Regions from separate parts of the Homo sapiens genome. Here region 1 is linked to region 2. The links are chromatin contacts, found by Hi-C in ENCODE. All regions are on one chromosome and are shown on one strand. The core of a region is the stretch at or near the end of the contact, and the rest is flanking DNA. Distances in the headings are between cores, read along the strand shown.

Region 1 (5,238 bases), core at 2,739-5,238, 130 kb after region 2:
CAGGCTCTTAAGAGTTAGGTCACCTAGGTGCCTCTGGGAGGCCGAGGCAGGAGAATTGCTTGAACCCGGGAGGCAGAGGTTGCAGTGAGCCGAGATCACACCACTGCACTCCAGCCTGGGTGACAGAATGAGACTCTGTCTCAAAAAAAAAGAGAAAGATAGCATCAGTGGCTACCAAGGGCTAGGGGCAGGGGAAGGTGGAGAGTTAATGATTAATAGTATGAAGTTTCTATGTGAGATGATGAAAATGTTCTGGAAAAAAAAATATAGTGGTGAGGATGTAGAATATTGTGAATATAATTAACGGCATTTAATTGTACACTTAACATGATTAATGTGGCATATTTTATCTTATGTATTTGACTACATCCAAGAAACACTGGGAGAGGGAAAGCCCACCATGTAAAATACACCCACCCTAATCAGATAGTCCTCATTGTACCCAGGTACAGGCCCCTCATGACCTGCACAGGAATAACTAAGGATTTAAGGACATGAGGCTTCCCAGCCAACTGCAGGTGCACAACATAAATGTATCTGCAAACAGACTGAGAGTAAAGCTGGGGGCACAAACCTCAGCACTGCCAGGACACACACCCTTCTCGTGGATTCTGACTTTATCTGACCCGGCCCACTGTCCAGATCTTGTTGTGGGATTGGGACAAGGGAGGTCATAAAGCCTGTCCCCAGGGCACTCTGTGTGAGCACACGAGACCTCCCCACCCCCCCACCGTTAGGTCTCCACACATAGATCTGACCATTAGGCATTGTGAGGAGGACTCTAGCGCGGGCTCAGGGATCACACCAGAGAATCAGGTACAGAGAGGAAGACGGGGCTCGAGGAGCTGATGGATGACACAGAGCAGGGTTCCTGCAGTCCACAGGTCCAGCTCACCCTGGTGTAGGTGCCCCATCCCCCTGATCCAGGCATCCCTGACACAGCTCCCTCCCGGAGCCTCCTCCCAGGTGACACATCAGGGTCCCTCACTCAAGCTGTCCAGAGAGGGCAGCACCTTGGACAGCGCCCACCCCACTTCACTCTTCCTCCCTCACAGGGCTCAGGGCTCAGGGCTCAAGTCTCAGAACAAATGGCAGAGGCCAGTGAGCCCAGAGATGGTGACAGGGCAATGATCCAGGGGCAGCTGCCTGAAACGGGAGCAGGTGAAGCCACAGATGGGAGAAGATGGTTCAGGAAGAAAAATCCAGGAATGGGCAGGAGAGGAGAGGAGGACACAGGCTCTGTGGGGCTGCAGCCCAGGATGGGACTAAGTGTGAAGACATCTCAGCAGGTGAGGCCAGGTCCCATGAACAGAGAAGCAGCTCCCACCTCCCCTGATGCACGGACACACAGAGTGTGTGGTGCTGTGCCCCCAGAGTCGGGCTCTCCTGTTCTGGTCCCCAGGGAGTGAGAAGTGAGGTTGACTTGTCCCTGCTCCTCTCTGCTACCCCAACATTCACCTTCTCCTCATGCCCCTCTCTCTCAAATATGATTTGGATCTATGTCCCCGCCCAAATCTCATGTCAAATTGTAAACCCCAATGTTGGAGGTGGGGCCTTGTGAGAAGTGATTGGATAATGCGGGTGGATTTTCTGCTTTGATGCTGTTTCTGTGATAGAGATCTCACATGATCTGGTTGTTTAAAAGTGTGTAGCACCTCTCCCCTCTCTCTCTCTCTCTCTTACTCATGCTCTGCCATGTAAGACGTTCCTGTTTCCCCTTCACCGTCCAGAATGATTGTAAGTTTTCTGAGGCCTCCCCAGGAGCAGAAGCCACTATGCTTCCTGTACAACTGCAGAATGATGAGCGAATTAAACCTCTTTTCTTTATAAATTACCCAGTCTCAGGTATTTCTTTATAGCAATGCGAGGACAGACTAATACAATCTTCTACTCCCAGATCCCCGCACACGCTTAGCCCCAGACATCACTGCCCCTGGGAGCATGCACAGCGCAGCCTCCTGCCGACAAAAGCAAAGTCACAAAAGGTGACAAAAATCTGCATTTGGGGACATCTGATTGTGAAAGAGGGAGGACAGTACACTTGTAGCCACAGAGACTGGGGCTCACCGAGCTGAAACCTGGTAGCACTTTGGCATAACATGTGCATGACCCGTGTTCAATGTCTAGAGATCAGTGTTGAGTAAAACAGCCTGGTCTGGGGCCGCTGCTGTCCCCACTTCCCTCCTGTCCACCAGAGGGCGGCAGAGTTCCTCCCACCCTGGAGCCTCCCCAGGGGCTGCTGACCTCCCTCAGCCGGGCCCACAGCCCAGCAGGGTCCACCCTCACCCGGGTCACCTCGGCCCACGTCCTCCTCGCCCTCCGAGCTCCTCACACGGACTCTGTCAGCTCCTCCCTGCAGCCTATCGGCCGCCCACCTGAGGCTTGTCGGCCGCCCACTTGAGGCCTGTCGGCTGCCCTCTGCAGGCAGCTCCTGTCCCCTACACCCCCTCCTTCCCCGGGCTCAGCTGAAAGGGCGTCTCCCAGGGCAGCTCCCTGTGATCTCCAGGACAGCTCAGTCTCTCACAGGCTCCGACGCCCCCTATGCTGTCACCTCACAGCCCTGTCATTACCATTAACTCCTCAGTCCCATGAAGTTCACTGAGCGCCTGTCTCCCGGTTACAGGAAAACTCTGTGACAGGGACCACGTCTGTCCTGCTCTCTGTGGAATCCCAGGGCCCAGCCCAGTGCCTGACACGGAACAGATGCTCCATAAATACTGGTTAAATGTGTGGGAGATCTCTAAAAAGAAGCATATCACCTCCGTGTGGCCCCCAGCAGTCAGAGTCTGTTCCATGTGGACACAGGGGCACTGGCACCAGCATGGGAGGAGGCCAGCAAGTGCCCGCGGCTGCCCCAGGAATGAGGCCTCAACCCCCAGAGCTTCAGAAGGGAGGACAGAGGCCTGCAGGGAATAGATCCTCCGGCCTGACCCTGCAGCCTAATCCAGAGTTCAGGGTCAGCTCACACCACGTCGACCCTGGTCAGCATCCCTAGGGCAGTTCCAGACAAGGCCGGAGGTCTCCTCTTGCCCTCCAGGGGGTGACATTGCACACAGACATCACTCAGGAAACGGATTCCCCTGGACAGGAACCTGGCTTTGCTAAGGAAGTGGAGGTGGAGCCTGGTTTCCATCCCTTGCTCCAACAGACCCTTCTGATCTCTCCCACATACCTGCTCTGTTCCTTTCTGGGTCCTATGAGGACCCTGTTCTGCCAGGGGTCCCTGTGCAACTCCAGACTCCCTCCTGGTACCACCATGGGGAAGGTGGGGTGATCACAGGACAGTCAGCCTCGCAGAGGACAGAGACCACCCAGGACTGTCAGGGAGAACATGGACAGGCCCTGAGCCGCAGCTCAGCCAACAGACACGGAGAGGGAGGGTCCCCCTGGAGCCTTCCCCAAGGACAGCAGAGCCCAGAGTCACCCACCTCCCTCCACCACAGTCCTCTCTTTCCAGGACACACAAGACACCTCCCCCTCCACATGCAGGATCTGGGGACTCCTGAGACCTCTGGGCCTGGGTCTCCATCCCTGGGTCAGTGGCGGGGTTGGTGGTACTGGAGACAGAGGGCTGGTCCCTCCCCAGCCACCACCCAGTGAGCCTTTTTCTAGCCCCCAGAGCCACCTCTGTCACCTTCCTGTTGGGCATCATCCCACCTTCCCAGAGCCCTGGAGAGCATGGGGAGACCCGGGACCCTGCTGGGTTTCTCTGTCACAAAGGAAAATAATCCCCCTGGTGTGACAGACCCAAGGACAGAACACAGCAGAGGTCAGCACTGGGGAAGACAGGTTGTCCTCCCAGGGGATGGGGGTCCATCCACCTTGCCGAAAAGATTTGTCTGAGGAACTGAAAATAGAAGGGAAAAAAGAGGAGGGACAAAAGAGGCAGAAATGAGAGGGGAGGGGACAGAGGACACCTGAATAAAGACCACACCCATGACCCACGTGATGCTGAGAAGTACTCCTGCCCTAGGAAGAGACTCAGGGCAGAGGGAGGAAGGACAGCAGACCAGACAGTCACAGCAGCCTTGACAAAACGTTCCTGGAACTCAAGCTCTTCTCCACAGAGGAGGACAGAGCAGACAGCAGAGACCATGGAGTCTCCCTCGGCCCCTCCCCACAGATGGTGCATCCCCTGGCAGAGGCTCCTGCTCACAGGTGAAGGGAGGACAACCTGGGAGAGGGTGGGAGGAGGGAGCTGGGGTCTCCTGGGTAGGACAGGGCTGTGAGACGGACAGAGGGCTCCTGTTGGAGCCTGAATAGGGAAGAGGACATCAGAGAGGGACAGGAGTCACACCAGAAAAATCAAATTGAACTGGAATTGGAAAGGGGCAGGAAAACCTCAAGAGTTCTATTTTCCTAGTTAATTGTCACTGGCCACTACGTTTTTAAAAATCATAATAACTGCATCAGATGACACTTTAAATAAAAACATAACCAGGGCATGAAACACTGTCCTCATCCGCCTACCGCGGACATTGGAAAATAAGCCCCAGGCTGTGGAGGGCCCTGGGAACCCTCATGAACTCATCCACAGGAATCTGCAGCCTGTCCCAGGCACTGGGGTGCAACCAAGATCACACAAATCCCTGCCCTCATGAAGCTCATGCTCTCATGGGGAGGAAGACAGACATACAAAGAGATCTAGAATGTGAGGTCAGGTGTTGACAAGAGCCCTGGAGGGAATAGAGCAGGGAAAGGTCAGAAAAGGAAGACCCAGGGTCTCTAGAGGAGGTGTCAGGGAAGGGATCTCCCAAGAATGCCCTGATGTGAGCAGGACCTGAAGGCAATGGGGAGGGAGCCGTGAAGACCCCTGGAAAAGCAGATTCCACACAGGGAAATGCCAAGGTCAGAGGTGCTAAGGAAATAGGAGACACACTGCTGACCTTGACCTAGTAGGACACACACACACACACACACACACACACACTCACTCACTCCAGGGCTGGGGGATGAAGAGACCTGCTCAGGACCCAGGACCCCATTTTTCCACCCTAATGCATAGGTCCCAATATTGACCGATGCTCTCTGCTCTCTCCTAGCCTCACTTCTAACCTTCTGGAACCCGCCCACCACTGCCAAGCTCACTATTGAATCCACGCCGTTCAATGTCGCAGAGGGGAAGGAGGTGCTTCTACTTGTCCACAATCTGCCCCAGCATCTTTTTGGCTACAGCTGGTACAAAGGTGAAAGAGTGGATGGCAACCGTCAAATTATAGGATATGTAATAGGAACTCA
Region 2 (5,303 bases), core at 2,804-5,303:
TCAACATAAAATCAACATTGCCAGTGCTAAAACTACAAAAGTGACATTAACGGTGAACTAGAAGAATAAAACAAGCATTACAGTTGCTGGTAAACCTAAATCACTTATTTTTTTAAAAGACCATTCTGGTATATTGCAATGATGACAGGAGTGCCCTTCAGTCAATATGATGCCTGTAATTTTTGTGACCTGGCAAGATATACTGTCCCTTCTCCTTTTAAATCTCAAATGCAAAATGAGAGGCAACTCCTGGGTCACCCCCTCCCAGAGCAAACTGCCTGCAAGCAGCCCCTGGAAGAGCAGAGGCCCTAGTTTCCCTGATCCTCAAGGCAGGAGCGATGGGAAGCTCCCTGTAAGCCGGGGGAGAGCTTTGTTCCCAGAATGTTCCTCCTCTTCCCAGAGGCACCAACCCCGATGCCCTGACACTTACCTTCTGCTCTCTCGCCCAATGTTCACTCAAATATTGAGTGCTTGGTGAGTCTGCAGAGCTCAGGAACTTCTGGGAGCCAAATCACCACCAGCTCCTCCAGAAAAGATACCTGTGCACACCCAAAACCACCCCACTGAGCCCTGCCTGGGGTCTGTACCACATCCAGCATGTGCACTGTGAGCATAGAATCCGGCCCTGAATTCATGACCACCCACCAACATGCCCCCAACTGAAACCAGCAAATTCCCACACATGGCAAGCACTGAGGCTTGGAGGTGCTTTCTCACGAGGTGGTTCTGCTTCCACCATGGGGTGGTTGTCACTGACACTGGAAGTTGCTCAGCACCTGATAGTGGTGCAGGACTCAGGGACCCTCAACATCAATCTGGTGAAGGCAGATGGGGCCCCTCCAGATCTTCTCCCACCTGCAGGTGCCCAGCTCAGTAAGACCCCAACCCTGGGAGGAGGATCCAGACCCCTGTGCCAGGTAGACCAAGCTTGAGGCCTCAGGCAATGAGAGAGAAGGAGATGGAGGTCTGACCAGGAGCTGCTCTTCCTTGAGAGCCCGGGTCCCTTCCTTGTGCAAAGGCTTGGCTTATGAACAGAATCCTCAATCTGTAGTGACAGTGCCTAAGAGGATGACATGGACTCCGGCCTGATGTGCAGCCGTCCCTGTCTAACCCCTCCCTGCTGCAGGACAGCACCAGCCCAGGAGAGGAATCCTCAGTTGGGGAGCCAGTAAGAACATGGAATACTCGGGGCCTCTTACCTTCCTCCAGTCCACAGCAGCAGCCACCGTTTGTGCCTAGGACACCCACCTGCTGGCCCTTCTGACCCTTACAGTCAGGCCTTCCAGATGCCACTCCTGACTCAAGGCCCAGCTACTTTCACCCTGCTGAGCCCTGCTCCTCCCAACCAGGGTCACTGCCTTGCTAAGCACCTCCTCCAGCTCCAGCTGACTGGTCACCCAACACCCAAACCCCAGAGGACAAACAAGAAAATAAACAGATATGAAGTCTGAAGGAGATGCAGGCTATGAAGACAAATAAAAGAGTAAGCATGAATATAACTCCACCAACAAAATTGTTTCCCAAAACAAAATCTTCTGTGCCCATGATCATGGAACTAATTGTCCCTCACTATGTAGGCAAGCACTTCCAGGGTCTCTCAATTATTTCATGGGTGTCAATATACACTGTAACATAGCAACTCAGAAAAGAAAGTGGGAATAATTTATCTACTTAGATTAAGGTCCTAAAAAGGTCTCCAGACTGCCAAAAAAGGAGAGCTGAACCACTCCTGCTTTGAGAACCATTGAACTACATCTTTTTTAAAAGTCACCCCAGAATGGCCAAAACAATCTGGAAAAAAAAATTGGAGGACTCACTTCCTAATTTGAAAACTTACTAAAACACTACAATCATTAAAACAGTGTGCTTCTGGCACAAGAATGCACATAGAGATCAATGGAATAGAATCAAGAGTCCAGAAATAAACCCTCACCATTACAGCCCATTGGTTTTTGACATGGGTGCCAAGATTCCTCAATGGGGAAAGAATGGTAGCCTCTTCATATTGTGCTGGAACAACTGGATAACCACATGCGAGATAGTGTAGTTAGACCCCTACCTCACAGCCCATACAAAAGTTAACTCAAAATGTTTCAAAAACCTAAATGGAATAGCAAAACTTATCAAACCATTAGAAGAACATATAGGAGTAAAACTTAATGATCTTGGATTGGGCAATGGTTTCTTCAATATGACATCAAGAGCATAAGTAACAAAATTAAAAATAGATAAGTGAACTTCATCAAAGTTAAAAATGTTTGTGCTTCAAAGAACACCATGAAGAAAGTGAGAAGACACAGAATATGAGAAAAATTTTGCAAATCATGTACCCCATAAGGGACTTGTATCTAAAATATATAAAGAACTATTACAACTGAATAATAAAAAGATAACCCATTTTTTTTAAACAGCAAATGATTTGAATAAATAGTTCTCTAAAAAATATTAAAATTGTCAGCAAATACATGAAAAAATGCTCAACTTCATCAGCCACCAGGGAAATGAAAATCAAAACTGCAATGAGCTATCACTTCACACCTACTAGAATGGCTATAAGTTTTAAAAAATATTAAATAGTAAGTGTTTACAAGAATGTAGAGAAAATGGAACCCTCGTATATTGCTGATGGGAATATAAAATAGCACAGCAAACTGGAAAACAGTTTGGCTGTTTCTCAAAAACTTAAACATAGAACTACCACATGACCCCATATTTATACTCCTATATGTACCCCCAAAGAAATGAACACAGAAACCCAAACAGATACTTCCAAGTGTAAGTTCATTGCAGCGGTTTTCACAATAGCAAAAATGTGGAAACCACCCACATGTCCATTAAGAGATGAATGAATTAAAATTGAGGTATAAACATATATTGGGATATTACTCAGCCATAAATAGGAAAGAAGCTGTAATATATGCTACGACGTGGATGAATCTTAAAAGTGTTACCCTAAGAGAAATAATCCAGAAAAAAATAATACACGTATATAATTCCTTATTATATGAGACATGTAAACTAGGCAAATTCACAGAGATTGATAGTATCAGAGGCTACCAGTGGGTGGGGCAGGGGGAAGTGGGGAGTTATTGATTAAAAGTATGAAGTTTCCATTTGGTATAATGAAGATTTTCTGGTAAAAAATTATGGTGATGGTTGTACAACATTGTGAATAGAATTAGTATCATTTAATTCTACACTTAAAATTGCTAATTCAGTACATTTATCTTATGTATTATACCATATCTAAAGAGATCTTTGGGAAACAAACACTCGCCCTGATCAGATAGTCCTCATACTCATGTACACACCCTTCCTGACCTTCTGTAAAAAGGGATACAAAGATTTAGGGACATGAGACAGTTCAGGCAACTGCAGATCCACAAAATATATGTATTTGCAAAGAGAATGAGAGTTAAGCTGGGGGCACAGACCCCAGACACGGAGAGGGTCCCCCTGAAACCTTCACCAAGGACAGCAGAACCCAGAGCCTCCCACCTCCTTCCATCAAAGTCCTCTCTTCCCAGGACACACAGGACACCTCCCTCCACACCTAGGAGCTGGGGATCCTCCCGAGACCTCCAGGCCTGGGTCTCTGTCCCTGGGTCAGAGGCCAGGCTGGTGACACTGAAGATAGCGGGTGGGTCCTTCCCAGCCATCACCCAGTGAGCCCCTTTCTAGCCCCCAGAGCCACCTCTGTCACTTTCCTGCTGGGCATCATTCTGCCTTCCTGGAGCACTGGAGAGCATGAGGAGACCCAGGGCCCAGCTGGTTTTGTGTGTCACAAAGGGAAATAATCTACCGGCTGTGACAGAACCAAGGCCAGAACACAGCAGAGGTCAGTACTGGGGAGAGTGGGTCGTCCTGTTATGAGGACCCCATCAGCGTTGCTTCTCAAAGTTTTGCCTAGGGAACCAAATATAGGCAAAAAGGAAGGAGAAAGGAGGGACAAGGGAGGCAGGACTGAGAGGGGAGGGGACAGAGAGACATTGTAGGCAGAGCCCCGCCCTTGCCCATAAACGGGAAGTGCTCCTGCCTGAGAGGAAGCTCAGCATAGAGGAAGGAAGGACAGCAGAGACAACAGTCACAGTAACCCTGTCTAGAGCGTTCCTGGAGCCCAAGCTCCTCTCCACAGAGGAGGACAGAGCAGGCAGCAGAGACCATGGGGCCCCCCTCAGCTTGTCCCCACAGAGAATGCATCCCCTGGCAGGGGCTCTTGCTCACAGGTGAGGGGAGGACTCCCTGGGAGTGGGTGGGAGGAGGGAGCACAGAGACTGGCTGGGGTCTCCTGGGGAGGATGGGGCTCTGAGAGGAGACAGAGGGCTTTTGTTAGAGACTCAGGGGAGAGAGCGTCTAAGGAGAACCAAAAAATCTAAGTGAACTGGAATTGCCAAGGGGCAAAACAATCTCAGTTGGTCCATGTTTTCAAGTTCATTGTCAGTGGCCACTACACTTTGAAAATGATAGTAAAACTATATCACAGTGACAATTTAAATAAAAACACCACCAGGGCATGAAACTCTGTCTTCATCTGCCAACCTCAGACATTAGCAAATAAACCCCAGGATATGGAAGGCCCTGGGAACGCTCATGAACTCATCCACAGGAGTCTGCAGCCTGTCCCAGGCACTGGGGTGCAACTAACATCACTCAAGTCCATGCCCTCACAGAGCTCACAATCTCATGGGGGGGAAGACAGACACCCAAAGAGATCTAGAATGTGAGGTCAGGTGCTGACAAGAGCCCTGGAGGGAACAGAGCTGGGAAAGGTCAGAAAGGGAAGACCCAGGGTCTCTAGAGGAGGCTTCACGAAAGAAGTCTCCCAGGGATTCCCTTGTGTGAGTAGGAACTGAAGGCAGTGGGGAGGGAACCATGCAGACCCCTGGGAAAGAGGGTTCACACAAGGAAATGCCAAGGTCAGAGGTACTGAAGGAATGAGGGTCATGCTGCTGACTTTGACCCAGTAGGACACACACACACACACACACCCTCTAAGGCTGAGGGGTGAAGAGACCTGCACCCAGGACCCCGTCTTTCCATGCCAATGCATAGGTCAAATATTGACTGATATTCTCTCCCTTTCCTAGCCTCACTTTTAACTTTCTGGAACGCACCCACCACTGCCTGGCTCTTTATTGCATCAGCGCCCTTTGAAGTTGCTGAAGGGGAGAATGTTCATCTCTCTGTGGTTTATCTGCCCGAGAATCTTTACAGCTATGGCTGGTACAAAGGGAAAACGGTGGAGCCCAACCAGCTAATCGCAGCATATGTAATAGACACTCACGTTAGGACTCCAGGGCCTG

What was found. A loop is a pair of places that touch in the nucleus more often than their neighbours do. Pooled maps may share reads with other maps.
Region 1: a loop to region 2 is called in a pooled map, with 11 times the contacts of the local background. The contact joins the promoter of CEACAM5 here to the promoter of CEACAM21 in region 2. A Hi-C loop is called at or near these places in 7 of 50 pooled maps.

What each region holds. Positions count from the first base shown.
Region 1 is chr19:41,704,638-41,709,875 of GRCh38, forward strand. CEACAM5 (CEA cell adhesion molecule 5) reads left to right here and starts at 3,989. Exons shown (of 10, transcript NM_004363.6): 1 at 3,989-4,158; 2 at 5,043-5,238. The coding sequence starts at 4,095. RefSeq lists silencers at 2,110-2,229, 2,250-2,299, 2,330-2,379.
Region 2 is chr19:41,572,113-41,577,415 of GRCh38, forward strand. CEACAM21 (CEA cell adhesion molecule 21) reads left to right here and starts at 4,054. Exons shown (of 7, transcript NM_001098506.4): 1 at 4,054-4,226; 2 at 5,088-5,303. The coding sequence starts at 4,163.